2 separate regions of the Homo sapiens genome follow, and region 2 is linked to region 1. Evidence: chromatin loops called from intact Hi-C (ENCODE). Cell type or tissue: B cell. All regions are shown on one strand. Links, peaks and the distances in the headings refer to the core of each region. The heading gives the core; the rest is flanking DNA. Region 1 holds the start of SPIN3 (spindlin family member 3). Region 2 overlaps FAAH2 (fatty acid amide hydrolase 2).

Evidence for each region. Peaks named below come from ENCODE experiments on the same cell type or tissue, not always from the same donor. Only the 100,000 strongest peaks of a DNase experiment are listed, where the experiment ranks them.
Region 2: a loop joins it to region 1, with 5 times the contacts of the local background. A loop is called at or near these places in 2 of 110 quality-filtered maps.

The regions. Positions count from the first base shown.
Region 1 is chrX:56,989,678-57,000,821 of GRCh38, forward strand. SPIN3 (spindlin family member 3) reads right to left here and starts at 5,864. Exons shown (of 2, transcript NM_001010862.3): 1 at 5,539-5,864; 2 at 1,154-5,272. The coding sequence starts at 5,270. The coding sequence ends at 4,494. RefSeq lists an enhancer at 5,796-5,895. In B cell, for the core only: no CTCF peak of the experiment used is centred there; a DNase peak (open chromatin) is centred at 5,934; H3K4me3 peaks cover 1,598 bases; H3K27ac peaks cover 1,237 bases; H3K27me3 peaks cover 483 bases.
Region 2 is chrX:57,448,840-57,459,983 of GRCh38, forward strand. All of the region lies in intron 10 of FAAH2 (fatty acid amide hydrolase 2), which reads left to right. Among named protein-coding and RNA genes, the nearest start is that of ZXDB, 140 kb to the right of the region's middle. RefSeq lists a silencer at 2,677-2,971 and an enhancer at 5,279-5,418. In B cell, for the core only: a CTCF peak has its summit at 5,354 (motif pointing left); no DNase peak of the experiment used is centred there.

The DNA of each region.
Region 1 (11,144 bases), core at 2,044-10,043:
CAGTGGCATTAGATGCTCATAGGAGCATGAACCCTATTGTGAACTGTGCATGCAAGGAATCTAGGTTGCATGTTCCTTATGAGAATCTAATGCCTGATGATCTGTTGCTGTCTCCCACCACCCTCATTTGGGACAGTCTAGTTGCAGGAAAACAAGCTCAGGGCTCCTACTGATTCTACATTATGGTGAGTTATATAATTATTTCATTATATATTAGAACATAATAATAGAAATAAATTGCACAATAAATGTAAGGCATTTGAATCATCCCCAAACCACCCCCCTCCCCTCACCCACCCTGTCCGTGGAAAAATTGTTTTCCATGAAACCAGTTCCTGGTGCCAAAACAATTGGGGACCACTGCCCTAGAGGTTAGGGATGGAACACCTGACCTTGCTAAGCCAATCAGTGTATTTCATCCCTGAGATTTTAGTGATTGGTCAAAGTATCTGACCTAAGCCAGCTGAGAATACATCATAGGACACAGGTTATCTATCTTTCTCTAGATTGGACTGCTGTAGCCTGGAACTGCTGGTCCAATTTTGCTACCATAAGAAAAAACAGCCTGAGAATGAAACTGACACACAGAGGGAAAATCCTAAAGAATCATAAACACTGAGCCTGAGCCCCAATTCAAACTATGCCTGAAGCCCATCTGAGCTCTAGATTTTTTTTAAATTTATATTGATCAACGTTTGGTAACAGTTTAAGCCTGTTTGAAATGGGTTTCCTGTTACATGCAGGCAAGTTCTGTTAGAAAAGGCAAATCAAAGCTATAAATATGAATTTGCATATTGCAGTAGATGTGAGTGCAAGTTTAAACAGAAAAAAATAATTGTTCATTTCATTTCTGGTTTATTAATTATATAGTACCTTAACTTTCCCCACAGCTTCAATATATAATTGGTTTTCCTTTTAACTTCCCTCAGTAAAAATATACTGGCCTCTCTTGAGAAGTTCCTCTCAGAGAATACGTTATGTTCACATATATTTCACATTCTACTTTTGAGAAAAATTGGACTGGCAGAAATTGTGGGTTTGTAGGGTCATGTAAGTTTTCATTAAACTGGGTTAGGGTCTGAAGGTTTGAATTAATTACACCTCCTTCCCTTCCAGATTCTGAACCAATTAAAAAATATACACAGGAATCAAATAGGGATTAAGATATCAGCTTTAATATATTGTTCAGTGAAAAAAGCAAAATTCAGAACAGCATGTATAGTATGCCACCATTTGTGTAAAAAAAAAAAAAAAACCTGATACACACATACCCACACACAATATGCTTGTAAATACATGGAATATCTCTGGAATGATACATCAGTAACTGGTAACAGTTGTTACTTTTTGAAAATGGGACCAGGGAACTGAGGCCAGGGGTGAGAAGGAGGAAGAGAGACTTACTTTTTAATAGTATACCCTTTTATACTGTTTGACTTTTACCATAGGCATGTGTTATTTTTCTAAAAAACAATTTATATATTAAAACTGTAAAAAAGAATCAAAATAGATACCAGCTTTATAGCTGATAGAGCTGGATTGGAGAACATGGCTTGGACCTGAGGCTGAAATGAACTTCTATCATAAGTCTAACGACTTTGGGATTCCCCCACCCCAAGGAGAGATAGTTGGGTCTAGAAAGCAGATGTTTACCCAGCCATGTAGTGAAGGACTGCAGTCTTTCCCACATCTTGCTGTGTGGAACGAACTCAAGATCCAAGAGTGGCCTAAGCTGCCTATCCATTATAACCATTTTCTCAATCTCATCAAGTTATTCCTCCTCCCAAGCATAAGATTGAATGAGTGTAAGAGAAGATGGGTAGAACTTTCTTCCAAACATTTTTGAGAGATGCAAGTCTTTTCCTTTTCTTGAGTCAGGAGCATGGAGAGAGGAAGAGGATAGATCCCATCATACCCTTGTACATTTTCATTCTCTTAAGCCACAATGGTTAATGCTCAAGACTCTGGTCAACAAACAGGGCTGTGGCTGTCCCCTTCCAGGGAGACCAACAGTATCTTAGAAAAGTTCTGCTCCCATCAATGTAAGATTGGTGAGCAGTTGTTTTTGCCCCCAAGAGGCTCTGAAATAAGTCAAAATAGAACAGTAATTAAATTAACTCTAAGGCTACATTACACCCTAGACTGAAAATTTGATCACAATTGCAGCCCTAATTTACAATTATGTCCAGCCATATTTCCTGACATAGCTGACAACAATTATACAATGACTCCCAAAGATAGCATTAAAATACTCCAAATAATACAATATCAACAACATAATAAAAATGCCTTAGTTTGAACTATATGACCTCACCCCCACCCCATCAACTATTAAACTCCAAGGGAAAAAGGACTGCCCAAAATTAAATTTCTAATTCAAAGTCCAAAATAATTAAAGTCCAAAATTCTGCCTTTCCCAATTTCTCGTTTTTCTCATTTCAGCCATATAGATCTCACAAAGATGTCTGCCCAGATATGGGGTTCCTTCAGCAGCTGCAGCCTTGGCTGTCTTCCTCTTGACTGGGTGAAGTTCCTTCAGGACCTCAGGAGTTGAATTAATCTAACCCCACAATTGCATGTCATACATATTAAAGAGTCCAAAGGGTCAAGAAGACATAAGATTATCACAATATCAACCTCACATCAAAAAAATTAGAAAGCACACTAGTCCCCAGCCACTAGAACAGTTTTTTTAAGCAAATATATGACCCCAGGACTTAGAACATAGGGCAATACAGACCCACATTGCTGTTGTCAGTCAAACATCATAGTAGAGACTTAGTGGCATCAAAAAGCAAAAGTAGACAGATAAAACATAGGAGAAAAGAGAACATCTTCTTTGTTTCATCCTCAGCAGGATGCCAATCTGTGCCGGTAGTCTGGACTCCATGACCTGTGAACTTAAACTAATTTGGAAGATATCTTGCAGTACAGTCCCAATATGATTGTACTGCCTTGAGTCCCAGCCCCAAATGTGCAGAACTCCATGGCCTTATTAGGCTGTTACTGCTAATGGAGCTTCTGTGAGAACCTCAATGAGAAAGCTTTGGTTTTGGCCAGGTGCTTCTCTCAAAAACCATGCTTGTACTTCAACTTTTCTTTCCTAGGCTTTGGTTAACCTCCGCCAATGGCTCTTTAATAATGGAAAGCTCAAAGGCCCTTCCATTGTTTACTTTTCTGCCACAGTAGAACTCACCCTTATCTGCATATAAGTTTCTTAGGGCCAGCCAAGAAACAGGATAGTTAAAAATCCAAACACTAACAAAAATCTATTAGATTTCTATCTACCAATGCCAGCACTTAAAACATCATTAAGCCTACAGATTACCTACCACTGACTGTGTTCCAAGTCCTGCTGGGATACCATAATAGATGAGCCCACCAGTCCCTGCAAGGAAGTATAGCCTGCTTTCAGCCATTCTTGGTTCTCACAAGTGCCTTGCCCACCTCACATGCTGGGACTCTGAATTCAGTCTCCTAAGAATCAAATCTAAAACTTGAGTCTCTCTTAGCACAGCAAAGAAATCTGTATCTCAGTTTGATTCTAGGTTTCTCCTCTTTCATTTTGAGGTTCTGGACAGATCTGTCCAAACCCAGCCAAACCCAGCCTTTGCCTGTGACTGAGGGCTCTAGCTAGAGCCTGGCTTAATGCTCCTCTGGGCTGGCAAAGACCATTTGTGCTAAAGTCTGCCTGCACAGCTTCTATCAGTTAAAACCTACTCCATGTCTGCAGATACCAGCCAGAGCTATTGGAGACAAGAGAGACCCTAATGCCACTGATGACTAAAACCTTTCACTTAAGCTCCACCAGAAATCTTGATCTCTCCACTTGGAGTTTGGTCCCCAAATGCTTGTCTTCTTATCAGTTTTGCAAGGTTTCTCAGCCTATGGTTAGGTACTAAAATGCAAAGTAATTACCTTCTTAATTCTAAAACAGTTGAGCAATAGGTGAAAGAACCGGAAAGAGAGCAAAATTATTAGCCTTACTTTTAGTACAGTTAGAACTGAGAATGCAACTTGAACAAGAGACCAAAATGGGCTTCCCACTCTTTCCCAAGTTAGATTTTTGAAGCCACTTGGGGGAGATTTGAGATTGCAAAGACACTTACCCAGCCAGTCACATGGGATATCTCAGCAAGCTTCACACCTCAATGAGTGTAGAGTCCAAGTGCCAAAAAGAGTGAGGTGAGAGGTGTTCAGCTACCTTTAATCTATTAACACCACCCAAGATAAAAAAAAGTATGAGCCAATGGATGTCAGACTTTACCCTTCTCACTAATCAGTTAAATTGCGGAGAGGAACCAGTGAAAAGGTTGGACAGATGGGCAAAAGGTTTCTTCCAAAAACGTATGAGAGGGCAGAAGTTCCAATTTTTTTGCCAAGCAAAACGTGCAAAAAGGGAGAAGATGGTTCTTACAAACTGGAAAGCAATCAAGACTTTCTGTGTCTACAGATTTAGAGTCTCATATATTTGGCAAATTTCAAGATGACCTCTAAGATGTTTTTACCAAATCGTAGACATAGATATGGAAATCATCATCAAATTTGATGAAGTACACAGAGGGTTTTGCTTCTACCTGATGAATGACCATGCCAGTTCTCTTGGAGCCATCGTCTTTGGCGTATTCCACCTGTTTGCCTACCAGGCTGTCTATGACTTCTCCTGGCTCCCTCTCTGCCAGAGGAGAATCATTGGAATCTTGAAGGATGCGGAGGTCACCATCTTTATAATCATCTAAGAGCTGGTACATATATAATACAGGATCTTTCTCATAGGTAATGTAAAACCATGTGTTCATGACAGGTGCCTGAGCTAAGACCATCCCCCTCCATTCATTTTTGGAACCTTCCTCTGTCTCAAAAATATGTTCCACTGCTTTGCCAACCATTATTTCTGCCAAGTGTGTATCACTGATTCTAGATGATGCAACTCTATTAGGAAGGACTTCAAGTGATGACACTCTTTCATCTCTGTGAAGTTCCAATCCATAAACACAGTCAAATCCATCATATTTGATAAGATACAGAGAGGGATTTACAGGTACCTGATCCAGAACGGTTCCTTTCCACTGTGTTAGAGGTTCATCTCCATCTTTCCATCCGTGCTGAATTCTGCAGCCCACGATGTTCCCCCGAGGCTGGGAGGTGGGTCGGCTCCTATGCTTCTTGTGTGCAGCCTTCCTCTTTATCATGGTAACAGACACACTGCCGTGGCCAGCGCCCGTCCTGGACCGCTGCCCTGCAGCTGCCTTTCCAAACGGGGTCTTCATGCCTGCGAAGAGGAGCACAGTTGCCAGGTGGACCGAGAAAGGAAATTAACAAAATCAATGCATAACACGGAGAGCTTTTTCTCCTAATCAGCGCACCCAGTAAACCCACACCTGTTTTTCCCGAAAGCTAGATAGCAAAGCTGGAAATCAAGGCACCCTGGCTGAGTGCCTGCAGTAACCTTCCTCCCCAGCTCAGTCTGGCTAAGATCTGCGGTTCGGTGAAATACGAAGCGTTTCCCCATTCCCCTCGCCCTGCTTCCAACACTACCCGGCCAGGAGGCGCAGATTCCCCACCGTCCCGGATTGCGGGCCTCAAGTGCACAAATCGGACACCTCGCCGTTGCCTCCGCAGTGAGCCTATGGAGGAGGAAAATCAGCGGGCGAGCAGCCCGGTGCTTGCAAAAGCTGGGAGAGGATGATCCATAGGCAATGAGTGTCTCTAAGAGGGCGGCGGGGCAGGCGAAGATGACCGTGGCGGCGTCCCTTGCTCTTGGCTCCTGCGTCCTCCGCCTTCCTGGTGGCGGCGGCGGTGGCGGTGGCCGCAGCCCCTCTCCCACATCGGACTCCCACTAGTCGCTGCTGCGCCGCAGTCTCCTCCTTCTTTTTCTAGCGCAGCTTCCGGTCAGTAGAGAGGCCTCCCCTTCCTGCCAAACACCGCGTGGCGCCCCTCCCCCACCAACCTGTACCACAGCCCTGGGCGTGGAAGGTGCTCCTAGGCTCTCGGTCTCGCAGCTTCCTCCAAATCAGAAGCTGTGGAGCCCACAACCACCTCTCTCTCACTGCATTGGTTTACCTCTTCTGGTTTAGCACGCGCCCCTCCCCTCACCTAACCTCAACCCTCTGCGCCCCTGCCCCTTCTGCTTTCCACCTTTCAGGAATTAGCCCTTTCCTTTCCCCTCCCTCCCCGCGTCCCCCCACCCTCCATTGAAGGGGATTTGTGGTAGGACAAGAGAAATGCGCTACTGCTCAGTGTTCAGGCTGCCATCTTGACCCAATCTACGTAATTTTTACTGACTTGTCATTCCCAGACTTAACTTCTTGAGGATTTCTTTTCTTTTCCCCTGATTGCAAAAGAATTGCATGCACAATATTGACACTGTAAAATTCAGAAAATTGACATGAAGAGAAAATAATTAACTAAGCCGGCCTCCCATTTTCCAGGGCTCACAGTGAAATATTAACACTATTTCCTTTTCCTTTTTTCTAAGCTCTTACAAAGCTTGGATAATTTTGAATATGCACTTTCATGTCCTGCTCATTTCCATGTAGAATAAACATTTGCTCAATTTTTTAGATATTTTCTGAGAACATGTTTTGTAGTAGCTTCATAAAATTAAGCATTAGGATTTTTCATAATTTTGCCGTTGCCTCCTATCTTCAGACGTTTAATTGTTAAATACCTATAAATTGTGCTTGCGCATGAATTATTCTGTTCACTTGAACAGAATAACCTAGACACTAAACTTAGAACAATTGCTATAATTAAAACAGGAATTTGTGAGATCATAAATCTGTGGAGAAAGACATTTTAGAAGTGATTCAATCAGTTTTATCGTTACAGCCATCCTAGTGGGTATGAAGTGGTACCTAATTGTGGTTTTAATTTGCATTTCTCTAATGACTAATGAGGATGAGCATCTTTTTGTGTGCTTGTTGGACATTTGTGTATCTTTGGAGAAATGTCTATTTCAAGTGCTTTGTTCATTTTTTAAATGAATTGTTTGTAGCAGGGCTGTTAATTGTTCTTTTTAAATTCTGGATGAGAGAACCTTATCAGATATATGATATGAAAATATTTTATCCCGTTTTGTGGGGTGTCTTCACTTTCTTGATAGTATTTTTGATGCACAAAAGCTTAAAACTTGGTTGTGCGTTTGGAGTCACACCTAAATAAACACTGCCAAATCCAAGTTCATGAAAATGTACCCCTATATTTTCTTGTAAAATTTTGTTTGTTTTTAGCTCTTATATTTATGTCTTTGACCCATTTTGAGTTAATTATTATGTATGGTGTGATGAAGGGGACCAAATTCATTGTTTTGCACATGGATATCCAGTTGTCTCAGCACCTTCTGTTGAAGAGACAATTCTTAGCCTTTTTAATTGTCTTGGCATACTTGTTGAAAATCAATTTAGTACAGATGTATAGGCTTATATCTGGACTCTTAATTCTATTTCATAGAATTTTATGCAAAAACCACGTTTTTAATTTATCTTTATGCAAGAACCACATTTATTTTTTGATTACTGTAACTGTGCAGTATGTTTGAAATCAGTAAGTGTGATTTCTCTGAAAATATTATTAAGATTGTATTGGCTACTCATGCTCCTTTTTTTTTTTTTTTTTTTTTTTTTTTTTTGAGACAGAGTCTTGCTCTGTCGCCCAGGCTAGAGTGCAGTGGCACAATCTCGGCTCACTGCAACCTCCACCTCCCGGGTTCAAGCGATTCTCCTGTCTCACCATCCTGAGTATCTGGGGTTACAGGCATGTACCACCATGCTCAGCTAATTTCATAGTTCCTTTCAATTTCATATGAATTTTAGGATTGTCTTTTCCTTTTCTGAACAAAAGGACTGTTGGGATTTTGATAAGGGTTGCACTGACTCTGCAGATAAACTTGGGAAGTATTGTTATCTCAACAATATTGTCTTACAATCCATGAACACAGAGTTTCCAGAGGGCATAATTTCCCACAAACAGAGTTTCCTATGAACACTGGGTATCTTGCAATTTATTTAGATCTTCTTTAAATTATTTCAGCAATGTTTTATAGTTTTGGTTAGATTTATTTCTAAGTTATTTTATTATTTTTGACGCTATGGTAAATGGAATTGTTTACTGTGATATTGTGAAATATATATTTGCTCTTTGATCTCCTTTTCTGGCATACAGCCCCTAAAACCCTTGAAGTATCCTGAGAGATAAGAGTGTCTTTTGTATGCTAATAAGATGACTGATGATTGGCAGCCCCTAGATAGCTTCAGGATGTGGGCTGTTCACGGCAAAGACCAGGGCATGATTAGAAGATTGGAGCAGAGAGGAGTTAAAGGTTGAATCGATCACCAATGGCTCATGATGTCTACATAATGAAGCCTTCATAAGAACCCAAAATAACAAGGTTAAGAGAGCTTTGGAAGCATATCTAGAACTATATGATCTTTGACAAACCTGACAAAAACAAGCAATGGGGAAAGGATTCCCTATTTAATAAAAGGTGCTGGGAAAACTGGCTAGCCATATGTAGAAAGCTGAAACTGGATCCCTTCTTTACACCTTATACAAAAATTAATTCAAGATGGATTAAAGACTTAAATGTTAGACCTAAAAACCATAAAAACCCTAGAAGAAAACCTAGCCATTACCATTCAGGACACAGGCATGGGCAAGGACTTCATGTCTAAAACACCAAAAGCAATGGCAACAGAAGCCAAAATTGACAAATGGGATCTAATTAAACTAAAGAGCTTCTGCACAGCAAAAGAAACTACCATCAGAGTGAACAGGCAACCTACAGAATGGGAGAAAATTTTCGCAACCTACTCATCTGACAAAGGGCTAATATCCAGAATCTACAATGAACTCAAACAAATTTACAAGAAAAAAACAAACAACCCCATCAAAAAGTGGGCAAAGGACATGAACAGACACTTCTCAAAAGAAGACATTTATGCAGCCAAAAAAACACATGAAAAAATGCTCACCATCACTGGCCATCAGAGAAATGCAAATCAAAACCACAATGAGATACCATCTCACACCAGTTAGAATGGCAATCATTAAAAAGTCAGGAAACAACAGGTGCTAGAGAGGATGTGGAGAAATAGGAACACTTTTACACTGTTGGTGGGACTGTAAACTAGTTCAACCCTTGTGGAAGTCAGTGTGGTGATTCCTCAGGGATCTAGAACTAGAAATACCATTTGACCCAGCCATGCCATTACTGGGTATATACCCAAAGGACTATAAATCATGCTGCTATAAAGACACATGCACATGTATGTTTATTGCGGCACTATTCACAATAGCAAAGACTTGGAACCAACCCAAATGTCCAAAAATGATAGACTGGATTAAGAAAATGTGGCACATATACACCATGAAATACTATGCAGCCATAAAAAATGATGAGTTCATGTCCTTTGTAGGGACATGGATGAAATTGGAAATCATCATTCTCAGTAAACTATCGCAAGAACAAAAAACCAAACACCGCATATTCTCACTCATAGGTGGGAATTGAACAATGAGAACACATGGACACAGGAAGGGGAACATCACACTCTGGAGACTGTTGTGGGGTGGGGGGAGGGGGGAGGGATAGCATTAGGAGATATACCTAATGCTAAATGACGAGTTAATGGGTGCAGCACACCAGCATGGCACATGTATACATATGTAACTAACCTGCACATTGTGCACATGTGCCCTAAAACTTAAAGTATAATAATAATAAAATTAAAAAAAAAAGAGAGAGCTTTGGGATAGCTGAACACGTGGAGGTTCCTGAAGGGTGGCTCACTTGAACAGGGCATGGAAGTTTGGTACCCCATTCCACATACCTTGCCCAATGTATCTCTTCCTTCTGGGTGTTCATCTGTATCTTTTGTAATATCCTTTACAATAAATGGGTAAATGTAAGTAAAGTGTTTCCCTGAGTTCTGTGAGCTGCTCTAGCAAATTAATTGAATGAGAACCCTGATTTATAGTTGGTCTGTTAGAAGTACAGATCATAATCTGGAACTTGTAATTGGCATCTAAAGTGCAGGGCAGTCTTGTGGGATTGAGCCCTCATGATTTTTAAGCCTTGATATTGTATCTTGTCTTAGTTCAGGCTGTTATAACAAATTACCATAGAATGAGTGGCTGAAACAATAAACATATATTTCTCACAGTTCTGGAGACTGGGTCTCCAGATAAGTCCAAGATAAGAAGTACAGGCCAATTTCGTTCCCTGGGGATAGGCCCTCTTTCTGGTTCCAAATGGCTATCTTCTCATTATACCCTCACATGGTGGAGAGCAGAGAGAGAGCTAGCTCTCTGGCTACTTCTTATAAGAGCATTAATCCCATCCATAGGGGCTCTACCCTCATGACCTAATTATCTCCCAAAGGCTCCATCTTCAAATATTATCACACTGGAGATTAGGCTTTAACATATACATTTAGGGGACAGGGCCACAAACATTCAATCCATAGCATGTCCTGAAATTTGACTGAATCCTTTTAATCATTTCAGTAGTTACTAATGGATTCTTTGGGATCATCTCTATATACAATGGTATTATCAGTAAATAAAGATAGTTTTACATTTTCCTAATATGGATAACTTTTATTTACTTATTTTCTTACTTGATTGCCCTGTCTAGAACCTACTGCAGTACAATGCTGAATGGAAATAGTGAGGGGGCATTCTTGTCCTCTTCTTATACTTAGGGGGAGAGGTTTCAGCCTTTCCCTGTTGAATGTGAATTTAGCTCTTTTTTTAATGCATATATGTCTCTTATCTTGAAGAAGTTCCCTTCTATTCCTAGTTTGTTGACAGGTTTATTATTATTATTATTAGAGGGTGTTGGATTTTGTCAAATGCTTTCTTGTGTCAATTGAGATAATCATTTTTTTCCCTTCATCCTATTGAGGTGTATTATTTTTATTAATTTTATAAAATTTTTTAATTGGAGTGAACTATACTATGACATAAAATTACCACTTTAAGAGTACAATTTAGTGGCAGTAAGTACATGCACATTGTTGTGCAATCACCATTATCCGTTTTCAGAACTTTTTTGTTATCCCAAACATAAAATATGTACCCATTAAAAAATAATTCCCTATTCCTCCCTCCCTCAGTCCCTGGTAACTTCTTTTCCTTGGTGC
Region 2 (11,144 bases), core at 1,071-9,070, 460 kb after region 1:
TGTGATTGAAAACTCCAGAAAACAGTTGCTAATGTCATATGTTGAAGATACTTTGCCAATATCTGGTTTCTCCACAATAATCCTACAAGTGCATATGAGTATCCACATTTTACAGAACTGTGCCTCAGGGAGGTTCAGCCACTTGTCTTCTATCACTCAGTGTGATCACACTAGATCCAAAGTCTCCCCTGGCTGCTCTGAATTAAACCAAGTTAAGCTTTTATCAGGATCTGTGGCTTCCCAGAAGATTCTTGTACAGAAGACAATTCTCCAAGGGATCATTTACTTGACTTAGCTATCATCCCCTTTGAATTCAATTCATTCTATTCACCAAACTAATTTTCTTCACCTGGTTTTTAAGCCATGGATGGATCATGATTATGTGAAGTCTAAAGGCCCCTGGACATGTACTAGGTCAGTTTCTATGGTTTCTCCAGAGTCTTGTCCCAGGGAACCACACTATTCTTTGAGATGAAGATAGAGAACTCTTCATCAAATACACGTTCTCACCCAATAAACCTGTGGTCCACTTAAAGTTAGAATTTGGAATCCTTTGCTCTGCAATTTTCTACTTGTGCATCTGGAGGAAGACATTGAATCTTTCTCAACTTATTTCCTATCTAGGAAGTCAGGGTAATCTATGCCTTGCAGTGTTGCAGTTAAGATTAAATGAAATAATACGTGTAAATTAATTAACATAAGGGTTGTGGAGGATGAGGGAGAGGATATTAAACAGTCCCTATCCTTAATTTCCTTACCCTTACTCTCTCCCTGGCTTTGATCACTCACTCTTAATTTCTTCCTTCCTGTCCTTCCTTCCTTCCTTCCTTGCTTCCTTCCTTCCTTCTTGGAGTTTTGCTCTTGTTGCCCAGGCTGGAATGCAATGGCACAAGCTCGGCTCACTGCAACCTCCACCTCCTAGGTTCAAGCGATTCTCCTACCTCAGACCCCCAAGTAGCTGGGATTACAGGAGTGTGCCACCACACCCAGCTAAGTTTTGTATTTTTAGTAGAGACAGGTTTCACCATGTTGGCCAGGCTGGTCTTGAACTCCTGACCTCAGATTATCTGTCCGCCTTGGCCTCCCAGAGTGCTGGGATTGCATACATGAGCCACCATGCCTGGCCTTAATTTCTTAAGTCTTTGAAAAAACATGCTGCCTAAATTGCTGCGTTTAAGTTTCTATCACCTAGTTACTCAGTTTCTGAAGACAGGTAAAATACTTTAGTCAATAGGCTAGAACCCAAGGAGAAATATACTGTTTATACCTTTTGGGGAGGATTTTCCTCAGCTTGAGGCTTCCTATGGTTTGTAACTTTTCCCTCTAGTTTAGCCTTGAACACATTTAAAGAGTGTTCCTTGTAAGCCAGATGATATTCTAGGTAATATGGATACAAGACCCATGATAGATGATAGCTGCAATTTAGCAAGTATCTAATATATACGAGATACTAGAAGCCAGAAATTCTATACATTATCTCATTTATGTTTCCCCCAAATCCCTCACAGCAACTGAAGTTATCTTTGTGTAAAACCTGAGGAAACTGAATGATGTATAAAGTGATTTAAGGGTCAGGGTCAGGACTGAAATTCAGTTGTATTCTATCTGACTTTAAATGCAATGTTATTTTCACTACATGTATGGGTTAATAATGCTCATTCATGTTTTGTTTTTATTGTCTTTACTAAAGCTGAAAATATAAGAGGTTTGTGAGACCTTTTGTCAAAGATGTAGAATTGTTGGATGCCAAATAGGTTAATGTTTTATTCCTGGTTCTTTTTTTTCCTACTGAGAAATACCCCTCTCAGTTTCTCAAGCTTGTATAAGCTTTTTATGTTTGTCTCCTACTTACAAGATGGGTACACTAAATCAGATATTTAATTTTTGAGCCTTGGCTTTCTTACAGCTAAGATGAGGATGCTAGATTGACTTTGAAGGATGGTTGGAAGGATATAATGTAATAATGTGTAGAGTGCTTTAAAATTATTAATAATAGTGATAATGATACCATTTATTGGAGACATGTATATGTTTATATTGATATTAATGTAGGTAATATCAATATCTCTGCTTTACTTCGTAGTATTAGTTATATGTGTTTTCCTTGTTTTATCTATTCCTAGAATTGTTCTGAGTTTTACATGTTTCATCTCATTTTATCTTACAGCAGCCCTATAAAAAGGAGAAATTATTAGTGTCCTCATTTTACAGATGAAGGAATTTAGACACAAAAATCTTTAGGAAACATTTCCAAAGTCACATAGCTAAGATAATATACGAACTGGGACTTTAACCCAGGCCCTATGATTTCAGAGGAAGTGATCTTATTTATTACACAGAAGAGGAAACAGGAGGCTGAACAGGGTCTCTCAGCTATGAAGTGAAGTGATAAGGATTCAAACCCAGGTCTGTCTGACTCCAAATCCTATTGCTTCTAATTAACTCTCTTCCCTTGTTCTTCTGCCTCACTTAGTGCTCAGTGAAGCAAAGTACCTTCTCCTACTTTGCTCCATTGACACTCTACAATGAGAATAAATTTATTAAGCATGTATTGTGAACTATACTGTATGCACTGGTGTTAGATGAATCAGATACATTCCATGCTCTCAGGGAGCTCCTAGCTTAGTACAAGAGACAAACAAATGTTAACAGAGAATTTCAGTAGAAGAAAACAAAGGAAGGCTTTCTGGAATAGGTGACCCCTGATCTGGGTCCTGAAGGAGAACTAGAAATTAATCAGAGGAAGGATGTTGAGTAAGTATTACAATGGTCCACGCAGTACGAACCCCATGAGCAATAGAACAGAAAAACACACAGGAACACTGTGGACAGAGGGTATAAACACTACACTAACTGGAGAGAGTAAGTTTTTAATAGAGGAGTGAGAGGAGGAGCATGAGTTTGAAAAGGTAAGCATGTCATGGAGAACATTCACAGCCATGCTAAAAACTGCAAAAAAAATTTATTTGTCTTGGCACCCTGCCCCATCCTGCTTTCTTTGCATAATGTCACTGGAATAACACAGTAATGAAAGAGAATAATCTAGCCTGCAGATTCTTTGAATATTTGATTAGCCTATGCTATTTCCTGATAACATGCAATCAACAATGTTTCATATCATTGTATCTCAAAGAAGTTATTTACAGTTTTCTTCCACTTTAGTCCTACCACGATTATCAACATAACACCTATATGTCATAATAATTGGGAGAGGTGATTACCAGGACAGATGGAAGGAAACAGCTTACAAAAGTGGCCTTTCACTGGCTTTCTCCCCTCTCCCCACTTTAGGTGTCTGTACTCAAAGATCTCTTGGACCATTTATATCCTGAGATGAACAGCATTGGCCATACAGCATTTTAAAGATCTCATCTGAGAAACCCATTGATATTGGTGCCAGGAATGCTAAGCAGATCTTTTGTGACCTCTTCAGCATCCAGCATTAGAGTGAAACTCAAGATTTATATGTCAGGTTTGGCAAAATCATAACATGCCACTCTCAAGAGTCCCTCTTGTACCCATGCCAGTCATTAACAATTGATCACAGCATTCTTTTTCTCTGAGAACAAACTTGACTTTGTGATATTTAAACAGAGTGGGCTTGGTCACCTCCCCAATTGATAAGCTAGACACACAAAATGAAATGTTCATGTAGTCTAAGCAAAGATTCTACTTAACAAAATAATCTGCTATATTGTTAGCTCTTCAAAGGCTGTGGTCTGTTTCTATCTTGTTCACCTATGTAATCCGCATTGACTAGGACATTGCATTGTTGCACAAAATGCATAATTATTTTTTGTTAAACTAACAAATACATAATTAAAAATATAAATAAGAATGAACATCCCAGAATAACAGAGTAAGAAGCTCAGCAAATTCTCTCTCAAGCAAACCAGCAATAAAACTGGAAAAATTACTGGAAACAACCATTTCAAGTGTGAAAAATGATCAAATGGCATAAAGCAAATTCAGGAGCATTTATTCAAGAAAAATTAGTGATTCCTAATAAGAAAAGTTGGAGTCTATGATATTTAAGCTGGGATCTGTTTTCCCCTCCGCTTCTCAGATACAGCTTTGAGGTACAAAACTTTCACACTGGGTAGGGCAAGGCAGACCTTAAAGACTGACAACTCCCATTCTTTCCAGACCCATGTTACACAGCATCTGTTGTGGGCAAGTAGAGAATACTGCTACATCCAACAGCTTCCATTACCTGTGGCACCTTATTGTGGAAGTTCTAAACAAGGTCATGGCTGGTCATAAGAACTTGCAGCTCTTCAACCCTGCCCAAGAGAGGCTGATTTTACATGAAGCAGAATATGGAAGATCTTAGATACAAAAAATTCCCTGAAAGCTAAAATTTCAGTGATACTAACAAAATTCACAGCAACGTACCCCAGAGGTAGAGAAAAATCAGAATCAAGAGTTGATAAAATATATTAACTAAAGCATCTAGTTTTCAACAAAAATTTATGAGGCATACAAGTAAAAAAGGAAAATGAGACCCACAAACAACAATGCCCACCTCTGCCACTTGTAGCCAGCAGGCCATGCCTGCTAGAGCTTCCAGCCCAGCAGTTCCTCTTCTTTCTGAACTCTGCCAGTGGACACAGCCTCCTGTTATCCAGGGAAACAGAAAAACTGCAGGATAGGTGATTCCACAACCCCCACCACCACTCATAGCCAGGCAGCTAGAACTTCCAGCCCAGCAGTCCCACTTCTGTCTGAACTCTGATGGCAGGAACAGCCTCTAGAATATAACCCAACAGCAGGTCAGGCAACTGCACCCAAACCCGCCACTCATAGCCAGGAAATCCATGTCTGATAGAGCTTCCAGCCCAGCATTCCCACATCTGCCTGAACTCTGTGTGTGGCCACAACTTCTTGAACCCCCGGAAAGCACCTAGACAGGGGATTAAGTGACCCCACCCCATCCCACAGCTCTTAGATGATCAGGACTTGGTGGTGGCCAAGCAAGGGTGAGCCCTCGTTCTCAGATCACTGAGAGAAGTGGAGATACCCAGGTTCATGGGCTGGCAGAGGATTGGGGTGTGCCTTGTTCCACAGGGCCAGCCTGGCAAGGATATGACCTGTCTACTAAATGTGGTCCCTGCCTGAGGGAGCCCATGGACCAGAACACCTAACAAAAGAAGTGAGGGCATGGAACCAGTGATCGAAGGGGGCTCCTCCAAAGCCCAGGAGCCATCTAGGTGAGCGAGTCACCTCTCTCCCCCACACCACAGAGGACTACTGTCATCTTGGCCAGAACACCGAAGAGCCCTGAAAGAGAGTAGGAAGAGCCTATCTGCCTGCTAGCACTCTTAAGCGCCACCTGCTGGATCTCAGGTCAAAATGCAAACCTAAAATATTTTGCAAGTATGTATCACCTGTGAAAACTAAGGAAAAGATCCAGCCAGAAATAAACATTCTGTACAAAGTCATGACCCTTTGAAATATACCCAGAAACAAAGCCAGCTGACTATCCTCAACTTATCTCACGGGTGAAGAAACATCAACCCTTACACATGAGAAAGAATGAATCCAAGAACTGGCAACTCAAAAAGCCAGTGTTTGCCCTTACCTATAAACGTACACATTAGCCTCCCAGAAATGGTTCTTAACCAGAGTGAGCTGACTGTGGACATAGAATTCAGAAGCTGGATGACAAGGAAGCTCAGTGAGAATGAGGAGAAAGTTGAAACATAATCCAAGGAATCCAATAAAACAATTCAGTAGCTGAAAGATAAAATATCCATTTTAAGAAAGAACCAAATTAAATTTTTGGAACTGAAAAATTTACTTCCAGATCTCCACAATAGAATCTGAAGCATCAGCAGCAGAAAAATTAAGATGAAGAAAGAATCTCTGAGCTGGAAGACCAGCTTATACAATCAACTCAGTCAGACAAAAATAAAGAAAAAAGAATTTTTGAAAATGAAAAAATCCTTTGAGAAATATGGGATTATGTAAAGATACCAAATGTATGACTCATGGTGTTTTCAAAAGAAAAGGAGAGAGAGTAACTTGTAAAACATATTTGAGGATATAGTCCATGAAAATTTCCCCAAACGTCCCAGGGAGGAGGACATACAAATTCAATAAATACACAAACCCCCTGTAGATACTACACAAGATGACAAACCGGAAGGTACATAGTCATCAGATTCACCAAGATCAACTCAAAAGAAAAACTCTTAAAAGTAGCTAAAGAGAAAAATCAGGTTACCTACAAAGTAAACCCCACCAGACTCTCTGTAAGAACTCTCTGTAAGAAACCTACAAGTGAGAAGAGATTGGGGGCCTATTTTCAATATTGTTACAGTGAAGAATTTTCAACCAAGAATATCATATTCCATGAAACTAAACTTCATAAGCAAACGAGAAATAAAATTCTTCCCAGACAAGCAAGTACTAAAGGAATTTATTATTACCAGACCACCCTTACCCGAGTTCTTTAAGAGAGTGCTAAATATGAAAATAAAGGACCAAAACTTGCTACCTCAAAAATCCACTCAAGCACATGGCCCATAAACAATATAAAGCAGCTATGCAGTCAAGTCTAAAAAACAGTCAACAACATGATGACAGGATCAAAATCTCATAAATTAATACTAACCCTGAATGTAAAGGGTCTAAAAGTACCACTTAAAATGCATAGAGTGGCAAGCTAGATAAAAAGATAAAACCCAACAATCTACTGTCTTCAAGAGACCCATTTCAACTGCAATGACACCCACAAGTTCAAAGTAAAAGGATGGAGAAAGATCTATCAAGCAAATAGAAAACAACAACAACAAAAGATCAGGAGTCATTATTCTTACATTAGATTAACAAATTTTAAACCAGCAACGGTCATAAAAGACAAAGAAGGGTAATACTTAATAATAAAGAGTTCAATTCAACAGGAAGTCTTAACTATCCTAAACATATACACACCCAATGTAGAAGTACCTGGATTCATAAAGGAAGTTCTTCCTAACCAATGGAAAGATTTAGACAGCCACAAATAATAACGGGGGATTTTAACATCCCACTCACTGAGTTAGACAGATCACTGAGGCAGAAAACTAACAAAGAAATTCTGGATTGAAACTTGACATTTGATCAATTGGACCCAATCAACCTCTACAGAGTACTCCACACAACAACCACAGAATATATATTTTTCTCATCCATACACAGAACATATTCTAAGGTCCACCACATCCTTGGACATAAAGCAAATCACAATAAATTCAAAGAAATCAAAACCATACCAAGCAAACTCTCAGACCATAGTGCAATAAAAGCAGAAATCAATACCAAGATCTCTCAAAACTACCAGAAAATGGAAATTAAACAACTTTCTCCTGAATAACTCTTGGGCAAAAAACAAAATTAAGACAGTAATTAAAAATTACTTTGAAATTAATGAAATAGGAGACACAGCTTACCAAATCTTTGAGATGCAGTTAAAGCAGTGGTAAGAGACAAATTTGTAGTGCTAAACACCTTCATCAAGAGGTTAGAAAGATGTCAAATTAACAACCTAAAGACAGTCAGATAAACAAGAAAAAAGAACATCCAACTCCGAATAAAGTAGAAGAAAATAAACAACTAAATCAGAGAACTGAGCTGAATTCAGACCTAAAAGACCATACAAAACATCAATGAAAACAAGTGTTGCTCCTTCAAAAGAATAAACAAGATTGATATACCATTAGCTAAACTAACAAGGAATAATAAAAAATAAAGATCCAAATGAGCACAATGAGAAATGACAAAGATGATATTACAACTGATTCCACAGAAATAGAATAGTTCCTTAGAGACTATACAGAACACCTTTGTGAACACAAGTTAGAAAATATAGATACAATGGATAAATTCCTAGAAACACACAACCTTCCAAGATAGAATCAGGGATAAAAGTGAAGACATGAACAGATAAATAACAAGTTCAGAAATTGAATCACTAATAAAAAAACTTACCAACAAAAAAGAGCCCAGGACCATGGATTCACGGCCAAATTCTACCAGACATATAAGGAAAAACTGATACCAATCCTACTCACACTTTCCCAAGAAAATCGAAGAAGAGTCTTCTCCCTAATGCATTCTATGAATCCAGCAGCATTCTGATACAAAAATCTGGCAGAGACAAAATGTAAAGTAAAATAAAAAAAAATTCAAGTCAATATCCCTGATGAACATGGATGCAAAAATTCTCAACAAGATAATAGCAAACTAAATCCACCAGCATATCAAAAAGTTAATCCAACACAGTCATGCAAGTTTTATTTCTGGGATGCAAGGTTGATTCACCATACAGAAATCAATAAATGTGATTCACCAAATAAACAGAATCAAAAGCAAAAACTACATGATCATCTCAATAGATACACAAAAAGCCTATAATATAATCCAACATCCCTTAATGACAAAAGCCCTCAACAGATTAAGCATTAAAGTAGCATACCTAAAAATAGTAAAAGCCATCTACGACAAACCCACAGCCAACGTAATACTGAATGAGCAAAAACTGGAACGGTTCCCCTTGGGAACTGGAACAAGACAAGTATGCCCACTTTCACCACTCCTATTCAATATAGTACTGGATGTGCTAGCCAGCGCAATGAAGAAAGGGAATAAATAAAAGGCACCCAAATAAAAAGAGAGAAAATCAAACTCTCTCTCTTTACTGATATGATTCAATACCTAGAAAACCCTAAAGACTCTGCTAAGTCTCCTGGAACTGATAAATGAATTCACTAAAATTTTAATATACTAAACCAATGTACAAAAATCCTAACATTTTTATACACCAATATTGTTCTAGGTGAGAATCAAATGAAGAACAGAATTCCATTTACAATAGCCACAAAAAAAAAAAAAAGGAATACCTAGGAACCCATCTAACCAATGAGGTAAAGATCTTTACAAGCAGAACTGCAAAACACAGCTAAAAGAAATCAGAGGTAACACAAATAAATGGGAAAATATTTCATGCTCATATATTGGAAGAATCCACATAGTTAAAATGGCCATACTGCCCAAAGCAATTTACAGATTCAACACTACTCCTATCAAAATATTAATGCCATTTTTACAAAATTTGACAAAATTATTTTTAAATTCATTTGGAACAAAAAAAGAACCTCAACAGCTAAAGCAATATTAATCAAAAAGAGCCAATACAGAAGCATCACATTGCCCAACTTCCAAATGTACTATAAGGCTACAATAATCAAAACAGCATGGTACTGCTGCAAAAAAAGACACATAGACCAAGGAAACAGAATTGAGAACCCAGAAATAAACCTGCCACCTACAACCATCTGATCTTCAACAAAATGAGCAAAAGTAAGCAATGGAGGAAAGGACTCTCTATTCAATAAATGGTACTATAATAGTTTGCCTGCCGTATGCAGAAGAATGAAACTGGATCTCTACCTGTCACCATATATGAAAACTAAGTTAAAGTAGATTAAATATTTAAATGTAAGACCTCAAACTATAAAAATATTGACAGATAGCTGGGCAGGTGCCCTGTAATCCCAGCTACTCAGGAGGCTGAGGCAGGAGAATCGCTTGAACCCAGGAGGCAGAGGTTGCAGTGAATCGAGATGGCACCACTGCACTCCAACCTGGGTGACAGAGCAAGACTCCATCCAAAAAAAAACAAAAAAATCCTAGAAGAAAACCTAGGAAGATGGATGTCGAGATGGCTGAATAGGAATAGCAGCTTCAGTCTGCAGTTCCCAGTGAGATCAACGCAGAAGGGGAGTGACTTCTGCATTTGCAATTGAGGTAACCTAATCATCTCGCTGGGACTGGTTAGGCAGTGGGTGCAGACCATGGAGGGCGAGCAGAAGCAGTGTTGGGCATTGCCTTACCCGGGAAGTGCAAGGAGTGGGGGCCTCCGTTCCCTAGCCAAGGGAAGCCCTGAGAGACTGGGCTATCCAGCCCATTTACTATGCTTTCCCCACAGGTTTGCAATCCAAAGAACAGGAGATTCCCTCTTGTGCCTACACCACCAGGGACCTGGGTTTGAAACACAAAACTGGGAGGCTGTTTGGGCAGTCACTGTGCTAGCTGCAAGAGTTGTTTTCTTGTTGTTTCCCAGTGGCGCCTGGAACTCCACCAAGACAGAACCGTTCACTCCCCTGGAAAGAGGGAAAGGGGGCTGAAGCCAGAGAGCCAAGTGGTCTCGCTCAGTGGTTCCCACTCCCATGGAGACAAGCAAGCTAAGAACCACTGGCTTGAAATTCTCACAGCCAGCACAGTACTCTGAAGTCAACCTGGGACGATCTAGCTTGGTGGGGGGAGGGGCATCCGCCATTACTGAGGCTTGACTAGGCAGTTTTCCCCTGAGAGTGCTAACAAGGCCTGAAAGTACAGGCTGAAGGGAAATCAACACAGCATGGCAAAAGCAGCTATGGCCAGACTGCCTCTCTAGATTCCTCCTCACTGGGCAGGGCATCTCTGAAAGAAAGGCAGCAGCCCCAGGCAGGGGCTTATAGATAAATCTTTCATCTCCCTGGGGCAGAGCACCTGGGGGGAAAGGGTGGCTGTGGGCACAGCTTCAGTGAACTTAAACATTTCTGCCTGATGGCTCTGAGGAGAGCAGCAGATCCTGACAAGGGGGTTTCTCCCAGCACAGTGGTCAAGCTCTGCTAAGGAAGAGACTGCCTCCTCAAGTGGGTCTCTAAACCTTGTGCCTCGTGACTGGGATAGACCTCTCAACAGGGTTTGACAGACACCTCATACAGGAGAGCTCTGGCTGGCATAAAGCCAGTGCCCCTCTGGGATTAAGCTTCCAGAGGAAGAAGCAGGCAGCAATCTTTGCTGTTCTGCAGCCTCTGCTGGTGATACCCAGACAAATAGGTTCTGGAGTGGACCTCCAACAAACTTCAGCAGACCTGCGGAAGAGGGGCCTGTCTGCTAAAAGACAAACTAACAAAAAGAAAGCAACAACATCAACATCAGCATAAAGAAACCCTTACAAAACCCCATCCAAAGGTCACCAGCCTCAAAGATCAAAGGTAGATAAATCCACTACAATGAAGAAAAAACAGCACAACAATGCTGAAACTTCCAAAAACAAGAATGCCTCTTCTCCCCCAAGTGATCACAAATCCTCTCCAGCAAGGGCACAAAAATGC